2 separate regions of the Homo sapiens genome follow, and region 2 is linked to region 1. Evidence: read pairs that join two places in POLR2A ChIA-PET (ENCODE). Cell type or tissue: HepG2. All regions are shown on one strand.

Region 1 (8,000 bases):
TACACTGCTCTGTCTATAAAAAGCACTCAAATATTTAATGACCTATTCGCTGCATTTCAAAATTTGGCAGCTCTTTACTTCAAGGAATAAGATGGTTTCTAAGACTAAGGCTTAAGTAGCAATCCATTTCATAGTAATTTCCAGATTATCTCTTATTAAGGCTGTAGGCCAAGCCACATGGCTCTCACCTGTAATCCCAACACCTTGGGAGGCTGAGACAGGAGGATCACTTAAGCTCAGGAGTTGGAAACCGCAGGTCACAATGAGACCCCATCTCCACACACACACAAATTTTTTTAATTAGCCAGGCATGGTGGTGTGCATCTGTAGTCCCAGCTACTCGGGAGGCTGAGGTGGGAGGATCACTTGAGCCCAGGAGGTCAAGGCTGCAGTGAGCTGTGATCATGCCACTGCACTCCAGCCTGGGCAACAGAGTGAGACCCTGTCTCAAAAAAATAAAAATACGCTTTGGAAGGCTGAGGCAAGAGGATCACTTGAAGCCGAGCTTGAGACCAGCCAGGGCAACATAGCAAGACTCCATCTGTACAAAAAAATTAAAAAACTAGCTGGGCATGATGGTGCATGCCTGCAGTCCCAGACACCAAGGAGGCTGGAGTGGGAGGATCACTTGAGCCCAGGAGTTCAAGGTTATAGTGAGGTATGATTGCACCACTGCACTTCAGCCTGGGTGGCACAGTAAGACCCTGTCTCAAAATAAAAATTATTTTTTAAATCTGTTTTTAAATTATTTTTAATTAAAAAAATATAAAGCAACCGAGTCACTCCTTTTAGCTTACCAATTTTTCTAACTTTGCAGTTCTGCAAGTGTGGTTTAGGAACCCCTGGAGGTCCTCAAGACCTTTTCAGGGGTCTGCATGGCCAAAACTATTTTCCAAGTAGTATGAAGGCACTATGTTTCTTTTCCACTCTCATTCTTTCCAGAGTACAGAGTTTCCCAGAGGCTATATAACGTTGAAGACGGAACATGAAATAGGTCACATTTGGAAGATCAAGATAATTCAATGAATCAATATTTTCCAATGGCCAATGCATAATGTTATAAAACCATGTATAGATAAAAGATCCAATCAAAATGCAAAGACCAATGGATTTTAATGTAACAGGACACAAAATGTTCACTGATCTGGTTTCAGATTCTATCAGGATACTACCATTTGTCAAGTTTTGGTGTAGTATCAAAGAAGAATATCCAAAATTATCTGAAAAAGCTATTAAAATATTTCTCCCTTTTCCAGCTACATATCTGTGTGAAGGCAGATTTTCTTCTTCATATACTTCATCAAGAATATTAAAACAGACAATGCAGAAGCAGCTATCTGAACCCAGCTGTCTTCTAGTAAGTTAGGCATTAGTGAGAATTACAAAAATGTAAAACAATGCTAGTCTTCTCACTAATTTTCTTTTGTCTTGTGTTAACATATAATAGTTTATTAGCATTTTTAAATAAATATTTAAATTTTTATCAGATATAATTTCCGATAAATATCAACAGATACAACTCACATAAACAAGAGATCGTTGGGGTCCTCGATAATGTTTAAGATTGTAAAAGGGTCTATAGTTAAAAAAAAAAGTTTTTTTTGAGAACTGCTGGCCTAACTATATGTAGGTTGATTTGGTGTTCCCAATGCTAGGTTTTCTATCCATTTCACTAGGGAAATGCAGCCATTTCTCAGGAATGAACCATGTCAACACTGTACAACTTGGAGCAGTGGTCACTTAAGCTCTTGACAAATGTTTTGCACTCATTTTGCAATCAGCAATCCTCCTCCAATGAACAACAGATTTTCAGCAAAAGGCTTTGGCAAAAACATCAACCATTCTTTGATTCCCATTTCATAACGAGTAATCACTTAGCTATATGATCTGTTTTAAAGGAAAGCAGGGCTGGCTACAGTGGCTCACACCTATAATCCCAACACTTAGGGAGGCTGAAGCAGGAGGATGGCTTGTAGCCAAGAGTTCAAGACCAGGGTGACAAAACGAGACCCCATTTCTACAAAAAAACAAAAAACAAAAAATTTTTTTTTAATTAGCCAGGTCTGGTAATCCTGTAATCCTAACTACTTGTGAGGCTGAGGCAGGCAGACCACTTGAACTCTAGGAGTTCGAGGCTGCAGTGAGCCATGATCGTACCACTGCACTCCAGCCTGGGCAGTGGAGAGAGAGAACCTCTCTGTCTGTCTCTGTTTCTTTCTCTGTCTCTGTTTCTTTCTTTTCTTTTTTCTTTCTTTCCTTCTTTTCTTTTCTTTTCTTTCTTTCTTTTCTCTCTCCCTCTCTCAAAGAAGAAGAAGAAGGAGAAGGAGAAGAAAAATAGTACAAGAGAACGGACGGCACTTACTGAGCCCATCGCAAATGTCAGGCTCTGTGCTATACTTACATTATCCCATAATCTTCAAGACCCCTCAAGACCCCACAAAGTAACACAAAGCAGGAAACTAACTCAGATTTACTTGCCAAAGGTCACACAGTTAATACATGGTGGAATCAGGACTCAAAATCAGGCCTGTGTGACTCCAAAGTCCAGTGCTCTCTCCACTTTACCAGGTAACCTTCATAATACCGGATTGGAAATCAAACCTGTCACTTACTTTCTATGTCCCTGAGTGAGTCACAACTTCTCTCAGCCAGCTTTTTCATGTACAAGATAAGAGGGTTAGTATAGCTGATCTCCAAAGTCCCCTCCATAGCTAATATTCTTAGATTGCAATTCATCACAACCTCAACCTTACAGTTACAGTGTAAAAGTCCTTTGTATGTCTTTCTAAACAGAACAAGAGAAACAATGCAAATAATGGGGAAGTAATGAGTAAAATTATTAGGCTAAGATATAGCTTTTCATGCTTTAACATTAACAATCATCATGAAATACACTATAAGCATTTAGTAGGCATTGTATACTTTTCATTCCAGACAACAAAAGCTCCCTCCCTTCTTTGGCATAAGCTTGGGCATTCGGCCAGCTGACATCTCTAAGGGTGGTAAGCACCTGTTAACATGCTACACAGGAATACCTAACTGAAAGGGATTGCTATAAGGGAGCAAATCCCTCATCATTAGCTTGCATAGCACCATCTATTTTTTTTTTTTTAGCTCAATTATACAATACCCAATGAAGGTATTTGCCAGGCATTTCTGAGAAAAAGGAAAAGTTGCAGGAAATGGTGAAAACTGACACATGGCACTTCAACACACAAACAAAACACAAATCCAAGAAGAAACGTGCTGATTGCAGGACAGTATACAGATGAGGTTTTCCTGTATTTGCACCGTGATGTTGGCTAGGCTATCAAAATTTAGACTTCTTCCTATAACACGGACCATTTGAACACAATTCACTATGTGCCAGATACTGTGCTGAGCCCTTTAGAGACATCACCTCTAACGCTACAGAGCTGTAACATAAGATATTCATTTTAAAAGAGGAAAGGTCTTACAGCTAGTAAGTGACAAAGACTTGAAAACAAATCTGACCAACTCCAGAGCCTGTACTCTTCACAGTACATTTCTGCTGGTTTCAGAGAGAATGAAATGTCACCACTAGGTCAAAACAGAAAAGCAATGTGTAATATTTGAGCCAAGCTACAAGGGCATTTTAAAACTTTTAAATAAAAGTTTTTAAAAGCTTAAAATCCATTTATGGAAGTACCTAGTATTTAGATATTAGCGAAAGTCACAAGGTCACTGTCAAAAATCTATACTTCTTTGGATAACTATCAATACACACACTCAAGACATTTGTAGATGGCTGCTATTGCTATACCTTATATTCTTGTTATGCTCACATAACCTTAAAAAAATCTCTTTGTCCAAAGTAGCCAGAGAGCTGTATTTTACATGATACCATCCTTTTTACCCAAAGCCAGCATATTTTAACATATTACCCCAGGGCCTATTACTGAAGGGAAGTAACATGATTCGGGCCAAAACACAGTAGAAAAGTGACAAGGTTTATGAGGTGACTTACTAGGGGCTTTCAAAGGAATGACTGACAACTGGCCTACCAAAAGTTCTTTCAAACTTTAAAAAAGCTAAAATAAAGTTTTTTAATAGGGGCAAAAATGTAATTACAAAAGTCTTCAATACACACAATTTGAGTTATGCTTCACTGGAATTGAATCACCACTTTTTAAAAGGATCTTAAAATGGGAAATCAATCAAGTTCCAATACTGCTCAGACTAAACCACTCAAGCAAATCAATTTATGAATTTAAAATAAAATCATATAAAGACTCATTAAAAGAGAAGAAAAAAAGAAACAGATAATTTCTAAGAACAAATGTCAGAAGCTACATTGCCATTTCTTCTAATTGTTCATGATAATGTCCATAAAGAGTTCCAAAGATTATTTCCTATTTTGTTTTTCCTCCTGTGCATACAAATCATAGTGGGACAGGATAAAGTGGCAACTAACAAACACCAACAGGACTAACAAACTCAAATCCCCTTCCCTTACACACTGTACTGCTAAGAGAGTACTGAATCCCTCAAACGAGATGATTCCTTCCATGTGTTTCTTTTTGCCTGCTCATTCCCAAATTTAGTGACAAGAACACCCAACTTTTCAAGCCAAATAGATATGGATTTGAATCCCAGATTGACCACTTATCAGCTAAGTGATTCTAGAGTTACTGAACAAGGCTTCATTTTCTCATCAGAAATACAGTAACCACTTTGAAAGGCTAGTGTGAAGATTAACAATAATATGCACAACGCATGCCTGCTATCAGCATTATTATTCATTATGTGCCTGACACATTCTTTTTTGATGTTGCTGCTGTTTGTAATATCACTATTAAATAGCATAAGAAGGATACTCTGTTTCTCACTGGCAAATCGGAAGCAGGCAACAAAGCACTAGGAGTGACCTGTAATACAAACTTGCCCTAGTCGACCTTACTTGTCACAGCAAAGATTTTTATTCTAATTGCTTAAAAACTTTTCAAACTGCATAATGGGTAAGGGGTTTTATTTTGAAGTGATGAAAATGTTTTGGAACTACATAAAGTGGTGGTTGCTCAACATTGTGAATGTTTCATTTAAACTGAATCGTTCAGTTTAAAATGGTTAGCCTTTTAAAAAAACGTTTTCAGAAGGAACGAGGGGGAAAAAATCTTAATTATTCCAATTGAACATTATTAGGTGTAATAACACCCAATAATGACCAACCAACTAAGCTGGTTAGTGACCAACTCAGCTACGTTCATTTAAGATTTCCTGGTACACATTTCTAAACAGCAGCCTGACATGGTGAAAGCAGCCCAAGACTGAAGGGCAAGAAATCTACCTCTTGCCAGTCAGGAGATCGAGACCAGTCTGGCTAACACAGTAAAACCCCATCTCTACTAAAAACACAAAAACTTAGCCGGGCGTGGTGGCGGGCACCTGTAGTCCCAGCTCCTCGGGAGGCTGAGGCAGAAGAATGGCATGAACCCGGGAGGCGGAGCCTGCAGTGAACCCAGATCGCGCCACTGCACTCCAGCCTGATCACGTGAGACTCCGTCTCAAAAAAAAAAAAAAAAAAAAAAAGAAAGAACAAAAAAGAAATCTACCTCTTGCCCCAACTCTGCCACTAGTTGGGTGTGTGATTTTCAACTAGTGCCTTAACCTCTCTGGAACAAAGCAGGACTAAAAGGATCTCGCAGGTTTCTCACAAGGGTAAAACTTTATATTCTTAGCAAACCAATCATGTGAAATAAAATTGCCAAGATTTAAAAAAATTTACAATATACTCCAAATCTGAAAAACTAAAAGCCATCACACCTCCGGTGAGGTGAAAAATATAAATTATCCTAAATAGGAAAATTTTCTCATTTCAGGACAGTTGGGTCCTACTGACTCCTATTTAATGGAAAACAAAAGGCTCTATAATGACAGTGCCAAAATAATGTTCACTGACAATATTATCTAAGGGCAAAGAAAAAAGACTTAATAAAGAGACGACTAATGTGATAAGCTCAAGGTCACCCTTCTAAACGTAGCCGGTGAATTGCAAGTTTTCAACAAACTCATCATGTCTTTTTTCAACTATTAAAAAATGCATTAAATATATAAATATCATACATCATTAGCCTATAAATAAAAAGTGTACACAATTATCAATATCATTTTGCAAATAATTTTTTTGTCTATCATCTTTGGGTTAAAAACACCTCCTGCTACAGGGCTCTGAAAATGCTATAAATCTAAAAGAACCTTACACTGTTGTTCTTGAATCTGCCTGGCATAGAAAGCTACATCCTCTGATATCTTCTGGTATTTTGTTAAATGTAGGCTGTTAAAGAAATGTTTTGGCAACTAACATCTTAACTACCACTAATTAGGTTAAAAGGCTTGTCCTCTTCCAATGTGGCTCTATGTCCTAAGGGGAAAAACAGGAGTATGGTATGGCAAAAGCATGCAAACCTTTTAATTCAAATAAACACTGCCTTCATCTCAAGGTGATCAAGGTTACTAGTTGGGAACACTCAACTGCTCATCTGTTTTCTTCAAAGACGTAAGAAAGGCACTACTTAGATATCCATAACCAATGAAGCAGCAGTAAAGGAGATTTCAAAGGATAACCTGTAAGTTGTATCAAGCTACTGAGAATACATAGTGTTTTTACAACCAGAGCAACTTATCTAACAAACTTAGTGAAAAGGGTTGAGCTACTTACAGATGAAAAGAAAAATTCAGGTACTGTGTCAAAGTTTTCCAAATCAATTATCTAGATTCTGATGCCAGCAATAGATCCAGCAACTGAGTCTTACTTCTCTTTCTGGGAGTTAGCTATATCAAAATGAAGGCACGAAAGCAACAGATGCACATCCTTTCTAAAGAGAATACTAATTTTCTTTTTATCAGAATCATCATCACCTGTATATAACCATCACACCTGCAAACGTTATACCAAAACCAAACAAATTTTCCTCCTGATCTCACTTCTCTTGGGCTCCCTGCTTATACTGAGGGAACCCCAGGCTGCCAATCAAGTAGGCTTGAAACCCTGTAGTTGTCAGGCTTGTTGCTCAGCCCTCACATTCAGTAGTTACCAAGTTGCAACAGTTCCAAGACATCCTTTCTTTCTTTTTTTTTTTTTTTTTTTTTTTTTTTGCTAGTCTTGCTCTGTTGCCTAGAGTGGAGTGCAGTGGCATGATCATAGCTCACTACGGCTTTAACCTCTTGGGTTCAAGCAATCCTCCAACCTCAGGCTCCCAAGTAACTGAGACTACAGGCAAGCACCACCACACCCAGCTACTTTGTTTCTATAAAGATGTGGTCTCATTATGTTGTCCAGGTTGGTCTCGAACTCCTGAGCTCAACTGATCCTCCGCCTTGGTGTCCCAAAATGCTGAGATTATATATATACCTACTTCCACTACCTATACCTATTTCCACTACCTTTATTGCTTTCCCCCCAAATTATTACAATAGCATTTTAATCAGTGTACAGTAAGTTGTCATTTAATGTACTTGATAGGTTCTTGGAAACTGCGACGTTAGAGGAAATAACATATAATAAAACCAATTTATCAGAGGCTAATTGATATATACAACGGTTAAGTTCTTCTTGTCACAAAAACATCACCAAACTTCTAAATAAAAACCAAAACGCTTGTAATATTAAACACTGAAATAAATGTGAGCTATATATATATGTAAGAAAAGTTAACAAAAAACAAGATGACTACTTAATTATTCCAGTTCAAGAATGCAGATGGCCAGAGCCTATCCCAACAACTCAGGGCACAAGGTGGGCACCAATCCTAGACAGAACACCATTCCGTCACAGCGCACACTCACACACACACCCTCACTCACTCATCCTGGGACCATTTAGACAGACCAATTAACCTAAACTGCGCATCCTTCAGATATGGAGGAAACCAGAGCACCCAGAGAAAACCCACACAGACATGGGGAGAACGTGAAAACTCCATGTAGACAGTGGCTCCAGCCAGGAATCTTTTTTTTTTTTTTTTGGTCAACATTATAAT
Region 2 (8,000 bases), 210 kb after region 1:
TCTTCATTGCTTTTGCCAGTTCTATTCCTTCTGCCTGGACTGTCCTCCTGACACATGCAGGCCTCTGAGTGGCAGTCACTCATCCCAGTGCCGTGTGCACTCCTGGGTGCTGGGATAGTCTTCACTGGTATCCCCTCTCACCAGGAGCTCAAGGGGCCAGAGGCTGAACTCATCTCTGTACGCCCCAGGAAGAGCCCAGCCCCTAATCAGAAGCTCAGGGATGCTGGTTAAAGAACCACGAAATGAGTTGAACCCTGCTTCCAGCCACAGGAGCCTTGTGTGGTCTCAGTGTGTCTCTGACACTGTTTGGCCTGATGGTAAAGAGGTCTCAGAGCTCGATGCCAGGCAAGTGGCACCCATGCACAGGGAGTTGAGCTGCTCCAAGGAAATGCTCACTGAAGTGGCTGGCAGTCACTCCTGGAGCTTTGGCTCAGGGTTGCCAGGAAGAAGTCTGCTGAGGGCCCGATACATTCAAGAGAGTTTGCAACCAGATTCGTAGATGAGGTAGTCTGAGGCAGAATTTAGCTGCAGGAGAGCAGAAAGAATCTCGCCTTTGGGGAGACATAAACATTTTGGGCCTGTTGTGTGCTCACGGGAGGTGATATCCCCCGGACAAGATGTCTGCGCCCTAAAAATGCAACAGGACATGGGCATGGAAGGGAAAGAGTCAGGGGAAATGTGACAAGGGGCTTTTTCTGAAAAGAGCTTAAAGAACAGCATCAGATGTGTGAATTAGACATGGGAAGAAAGTCTATCACATGGTGTAGTGTTACCAGGGTGGGGTGGGGTGGGGGGTAAAGTGTCCACAGGAGTCCAAAGAGGAAACGGCAAATTCTCCAGGGCGGCAGGTCAGAAAACATGATAAGTGGACACTTCGGCTGCGCCTGGAAGGGTGAATAGGACTTAGGTGAGCAAATCCTGTCTGTTCAGGGCCCAACTCTTCTATCTTAATCCTGCTGCAAGGCAGTGACGTTGTCACCCAGAACCATGCATAAAGGTCTGAATGGCACCAGGCACAGAGGGCTCTTTTCCCTGGAGCAACTCACCTTGTAAGACAAAGGCAATAATCATAGTTTAACTCTCTGTGAGGCACAGTGCTACGCACTTCACAACTCTTTTTAACATTCTGGAAACTTTCATGAAGTCGAAATTACACTCAAATTTTACAGAGGAATAACTGAGGTAAAGACATCTGCCCAGGTGACAGGATTCAGACATTGCAGAGTCAGGGTTAACAGCTGGTGGCTTCCCAAACCCAGGTGTGCAGCATGCATGTGGTCTACTGCAGGCCTGGCTTCTCCCTGCAGCCTCAGTCCTAAATGCTTGCCCTGAGACCTCCCTGGACAGGAGAGTTCTCTTTAAAATTGGAACCCTGGCCAGGCACGGTGGCTCACGTCTGTAATCTCAGCAATTTGGGAGGCTGAGGTGGGCGGATCACCTGTGGTCAGGAGTTCGAGACCAGCTTGATCAACATGGTGAAACCCTGTCTCTACTAAAAATACAAAAATTAGCTGGGCGTGTTGGCGCACGCCTGTAACCCCAGCTACTTGGGAGGCTGAGGCAGGAGAATCACTTGAACCCGGGAGGCGGAGGTTGCAGTCAGCCAAGATCACACCATTGCACTCCAGCCTGGGCAACAAGAGTGAAACTCCATCTCAAAAAATAAAAACAACAAAAAAAATAAAATTGGAACCCTTTAGGTTCTCCTGCACACAAAGCACCAGCCCTTCAGTGACAAACAGCTCCTGGGAGTAAACAAACCGCTGTCAAGGCTCTTTCTGCCACAGGCCCAAGGTGAGGTGCCAAGCCACTCCCACCAGCTCGTCCACCTGCGTCCTGCAAGTAAAAATGGCGGCCCCCACTCCATTGTGCATGGAGAAGAGTAAGGCAAGGTGTCTCATTATTCTCCCCTGAAGTGCTGATTTAGTTCTACGAGGCTGATTAAGCCCTTTGTCTTCTTAGGTGACATTCTAGGTGCTGGGGCTACTGGCTGATAGCAGTGTTAATTCAGGGAATTCAGGCCGTGAGTGTTCAAGCTTAGATCACATTAGCAGAGTTTTCCAAGTATGACCTGAAGGACAGTAAAACACAGCTGCTTAACCCTGTCGAGAACTTTGTTACAAAAAGACAAGTTTTACTCCTGGATTATCTTCTTGACATATGGAATCCATCGGAAACACTATCATTAATAAGTTGAATCCTTGTTAACAGGTAAAATTGGTGATTTCAAAGGTTTTTGATACTTCCAGAAATAAATGACTCTATCCACAGCATTGCTGATATTTTTATTGGCATAAAAATAAAATCTCTCATCAGATTTTTCAGCAAGTTTCCTTGTTCTGAAGACCCATAGAGTATTACATTCTTCTTTTACTGATTTAATTTTTATCAAAATTCTATGTGCACATTTATGAGATTCTTATGAGAAATGGAAAGAATCTCAGACCTCTTTATGGACCTTGCTTAACATTTAAAAGAGTTAATGTCGGCCAGGAGTAGTGGTTCACGCCTGTAATCCTGGCACTTTGGGAGGCTGAGGTGGGCGGATCAACTGATGTCAGGAGTTCAAGACCAGCCTGGCCAACATGGTGAAACCCCATCTCTACAAAAATACAAAAATTAGCCAGGCATAATGGCAGGTGCCTGTAATCCCAAATACTTGGGAGGCTGAGGCAGGAGAATCACTTGAACTCGGGAGGCAGAGGTTGCAGTGAGCCCAGATCACACCATTGCACTCCAGCCTGGGAGACAGAGCGAGACTCCAGCTCAAAAAAAAAAAAAAATTAAAAATAAAAAAACAAATAATAATAAAAAGAGCTGATGCCTGCTGGGCTTCATACCTAGGTGATGGGTTGATAGGTATAGCAAACCACCATGGCACATGTTTACCTGTGTAATAAACCTGTACATCTTGCACATGTACCCCATAACTTAAAAACAATAAAATACAAATTAAAATTAAGAAAACACATACTTTTGGAAGATCCATCCACACACCCAAACATTTTTAAAGCACTTACTATGGTCTAGGCTCTGTGTTAGGGGAATGCAAACACGAATAAAATAGAGTTGGTACAAACAGTAATAACTAAATGAGGGATGAGAAGTGGATGAAAATATAGATAATGTAAGAATGGCAGAACATTATGTTCATAGCAGCTCTACTCACATCAGCCAAAAGATGGAAGCAACCCAAGGGTTCATCTGTGGAGGAGCGGATAAACAAAGTGTGGCATATACACACAAGGGAATATTATTCAGCCCTAAAAAGTAAGAGATCTGATACATGCTGTAACATAAAGGAATCTTGAAGACATTACGTGAAGTGAAATAAGCCAGTCGCAAATAGATCAACGCTGCATGGTTCCACTTGTATGAGGTACCTAGGGTAGTCAAACTCACAGAGACAGAAAGAATGGTGCTTGCCAGTAGCTGGGGCAGGGGGAAGGGTGAGTTTTTTAATGGGTACTGAGTTTCGGTTTCGCCAGACAAAAAAACTTCTGGAGATGGAACAATGTGAATATACTTAATGCCACTAAACTGTGCACTTAAAAATAGTTAAGATGGCAAATTTTATGTATATTTAAGGACAATCAAAATTTTTAATTAAAACTTTTTTTTTAACTTAAAAAATAGAATAATGGAATATTTATAGCAGTGGAAGCTGGGAGATGGGTTCACTGACTTTGTATAAGTTTGAAATTTTCCATAATAAAAAGTTAAAAAGGCCGGGCACAATGGCTCATGCCTGTAATCCCAGCACTGTGGGAGGCCGAGGCAGGCGAATTGTCTGAGGTCAGGAGTTTGAGACCAGCCTGGCCAACATGACAAAAACCCATTTCTACTAAAAATACAAAAAAAAAAAAAAAAAAAAAAAAATTAGCCAGGCGTGGTGGTGCAAACCTGTAGTCCCAGCTACTCAGCCAGCTACTCGAGAGGCTGAGGCAGGAGAATCGCTTGAACCCGGGAGGTGGAGGTTGCAGTGAGCCAACATTGTGGCACTGCACTCCAGCCTGGGCAACAGAGCAAGACTACGTCTCAAAAAAAAGAAAAAAAAAACATTAAAAAGAAAAGCTCCTGTATCAAAGAATCCTGTCTAGTTCAGGGAGCAAATAACAACAGTACAGTGTGACAGCTAGCACACCAGAGGGCTGGTTTTTGTCTTTGATTTTTTTTTTTTTTTTTTTTTTTGGTAGAGGCATCTGTATGGAAACTTAAAACTCTGTTTCTATTTGATCAATTTAGATGACACAACATGGTGGAGTGAGAATGTGGCTTGGGTGGAAAGACCTGCATTTGAACCTTGACCCTGACTGTACTAGCTATGTGCTCTTAGGTGACTAACTTGTCCCTCCTCGTCTGTGACAATTATACAATGCCAACCTACCTCACAGGGTTGCTTTGAAGAGTAAAACAGATGATAAACAAATAGATTCTTTCACAATAGACTTTCAACAAATAACTGTTTCCCCTGAGGGTGGAGATTGGGTCTTACCAGGGCTGGCAACATAATATGCAAGACCAAATATAAAATAAATATGCAGGAAAAAAGTGCTGTTAAAATATAGAAGTGCCGAACTAAAATATAAACCTTTTTTCTTTTATGGTGTCTTTTTAGACCTATCATGATGCTTTTAAATGTACTATTTAATGTCATTATAAGAAAAAATAAAAATGTAAATTATATTGGCATGAACTTTGTCATTTAGCTTGGCCTTGTGCAATGCCAGTTTTAAATGCTAACTCATATGTACAATTGTATTTTATAGCTTGTACATGCATTTATACATTTGTATTTTGTTCTCATCAGACAGTGGAAACACTGCACAAAACTAACGCCATTGTTTTTATTTCTTTTTTTCTTTTTTAATTTTTTTAGAGATGGAGTCTCGCTCTGTCACCCAGGCTGGAGTGCAGTGGCGCGATCTCGGCTCACTACAAGCTCCACCTCAGGTTCACACCATTCTCCTGCCTCAGCCTCCTGAGTAGCTGGGACTACAGGCGCCAGCCACCACACCCGGCTAATTTTTGTATTTTCAGTAGAGGTGAGGTTTCACCATGTTAGCCAGGATGGTCTCCATCTCCTAACCTCATGATCCTCTTGCCTCAGCCTCCCAAAATGCTGGGATTACAAGCATGAGCCACCGTGCCTGCCTTTTTATTTATTTATTTTTTTTGAGACAGAGTCTACCTCTTTCTCCCAGGCAAGAGAGCAGCGATGTGATCTCTGCTCACTGCAACCTCTGCCTCCTGGGTTCAAGTGATTATCCTGCCTCAGCCTCCTGAGTAGCTGGGATTACAGGCACCTGCCACCACACCCAGCTAATTTTTGCATTTTTCATAGAGATAGGTTTTCACCATGTTGGTCAGGCTGGTCTCAAACTGACCTCAAGTGATCCACCTGCCTCGGCCTCCCAAAGTGCTGGGATGACAGGCGTGAGCCACTGCACCTGGCCTATTTCACTTCTTGCTATCTGCACATTCTCTATCTATCTCCAGCTTACTGATGAGAAAGGTAAAGGAACCATGGTTGTTTTATCTTTGCCTTTCCTTCTATGTCATCATTTTCAGGATAAATGGTTGGCTAAGTACAAAGTAACATAAATAAGAAATATGATAGGTTTCCTTGGTCATTCATGTTTCTTAGAACATCACAGGCTGAGTGGGGAGGATCTCTTGAGCCCAGGAGTTTGAGACCAGCCTGGGCAACACAGAGAGACCCCGTCTAGACCCCATCTCTTAAAAAAAAAAAAAAAACTAGCCGGGCTTGGCTAGTGGCTCAAGTCTGTCATGCCAGCTACTCAGGACGCTGAGGCAGGAAGAAGTCTCGAGCCCAGGGCGTCAAGCCTGCAGTGAGCCGTGATCACACCACTGCACTTCAGCCTGGGTGACAGAGCAAGACGTCTCAGGAAAAAAACCCAAAAAAACAAAAACAAAACAAAACAAAACAAAACAAAAAAACATTATTGCCTTCTTTCTGTATTTGAAGCAAGTTCTGGTTCTAATGGAAAGTGTGGCCTCTTGGGGCTGTCAGACATGGACATGTTTACTTTGTGAGCACGTAGAGTCCTGCTGAATGTCCCCACATCCTGGGTCCACTGGAATTTGGTGCTGCAGGCACTAGAAAATTGTATGGGGTTGGGATGGCGAGGCCCCATGGAGACACATGTTCTGTGCGTGTCTCCTTTGCCAATGTCCTTACTCTACTGTCCCATTTATAAAACACCAGTTCAGGCCTGGTGTGGTGGCTCACGCCTGTAATCCCAGCACTTTGGGAGGCTGAGGTGGGTGGCTCACGAGGTCAAGAGATGGAGACCATCCTGGCCAACATGGTGAAGCCCCATCTCTACTAAAAATACAAAAAATTAGCCAGGCATATTGGCGGGCGCCTGTAATCCCAGCTACTCAGGAGGCTGAGGCAGGAGAATCGCTTGAAATCAGAAGGCAGAGGTTGCAGTGAGCCGAGATCGCGCCACTGCACTCCAGCGTGGGCAACAAGAGAGAAACTCCGTCTTGAAACAAAACAAACAAAACATCCCCACACCAGTTCAAAGGTAAAAATGTTAGGAATTTCAGGACGGTGACAGCAGAGCATTAAGCCAAGCCTGGGGCCCTGTGTGACTGCACAGGTCCATGCAGGTGGGGCCAGCCTGGTTCCTGAGCATGACACTCAAGGCTCTAAGTGACCTTCTCCAGCTGCCTTTCTTGCTTATGACACCCTGTCCACCTCACTCACACACACATCTCCTCCTGCAGAGGTTCTGGGCTGTCCACCACACCCTGAGCATTTTGTGCACTCTCACTCCTGGCTGCCTTCTTCATGGTACTTCCTTGGGGAAACCTTACTTGAATCATTCAGATGAAGAGGACCTCATTTCCCACTAAATGTCTCCACCAACCACCACCTGTACCCAGGTGGACTGTCCCCAGCACACTGCAAGTTCCTAGAAGGCAGGCTCTGATTCATGGTCACTCTGAGAAGTGGCAGATTGGGGGGTTCCACTCTCAGCTCTGCTCCTTGCTGCTCTTGGTGCCACCCTGGGGAAGTGACTACACCTCTTAGATCCTCATTCTTGTCACATGTAATGTGGGTAGAGCTACCTGCCTCCGGGGACTGCTGGGGGATTAAGCAGGGATGAATGAGATGGTGGAGGTTCACAGATCTCATCCTTGGCTATTCACCAGAATTACCTGGGTTATTTTAATCCCCAATGCCAGAGTCACAGATTTTGAAATTCCCCAACTGACTCCAGTGCAGCTAAGGCGGACAACCCCTGGTACAGGTGAAAGTGACCAGCACAGAGCCTGGACCCACTTGACAGTCCTTTTTAAAAACTTAAGAATAAAGCAAGCTGGGGAATTTGGCCCTATTTCTCACCAGCAGTCCCATCTCAGTTGCATTTTGTTTAAATGCCTCCAAATTCCCTGCTGGGGCCTCAGCATCCCTCCCAGAGCTGGGAGGAGAACGCTGTGCTGGTCTGACGGCTTCTTCTTACAGGGTCAGCTGTGGCAGCTGCCAAGGAGCCAGGGTGAGGTCCCGGCCAACATGGAAAAAGCTAGTGTGGTGTCTGGCCTAAAGAATGCCAAGACCTTGTTTACCAGAAAGCTGAGAGAGTGGGGACAGCAGGCTTAGATGACAATGACTTCAGGTTAGCCAGACACTGGCGTGAGTGTGAGGAGAAGGCAGCCAAGGTCTGCTGAGCTCCTGTTTGGGACCAGATGACCTGCATCCTTCACTCACCAAATCCTCGCCAGAAGGGAGATCTTCTGAAATGATTTCCACTTCATGGATAAGGAAGGGATGCCCATACAGGTGAAGCACATTGCCTAAGGTCCCAGGGCTCATGGTCTAATGACCCCTGAGCCCACACACACTCCTTCCCTGCCCTCAGAGGGCCTGGGTTACCAGGGATCCCAGGACCATCAGGTGGACTTGGGAAGGTGGGTCACTGCATGGCTATAGTCAGATGACTCTGGCTGGGCTGGGTGGGGACATGCCA

The links. Peaks named below come from ENCODE experiments on the same cell type or tissue, not always from the same donor. Only the 100,000 strongest peaks of a DNase experiment are listed, where the experiment ranks them.
Region 2: POLR2A ChIA-PET joins it to region 1 with 12 read pairs; 2 of 35 experiments call an interaction of 5 or more read pairs at or near these places.

Annotation. Positions count from the first base shown.
Region 1 is chr9:123,248,930-123,256,929 of GRCh38, forward strand. All of the region lies in intron 1 of STRBP (spermatid perinuclear RNA binding protein), which reads right to left. Among named protein-coding and RNA genes, the nearest start is that of STRBP, 16 kb to the right of the region's middle. In HepG2, no CTCF peak of the experiment used is centred here; no DNase peak of the experiment used is centred here.
Region 2 is chr9:123,461,141-123,469,140 of GRCh38, forward strand. All of the region lies in intron 13 of DENND1A (DENN domain containing 1A), which reads right to left. Among named protein-coding and RNA genes, the nearest start is that of MIR7150, 20 kb to the right of the region's middle. In HepG2, no CTCF peak of the experiment used is centred here; DNase peaks (open chromatin) are centred at 4,341, 6,061 and 6,581.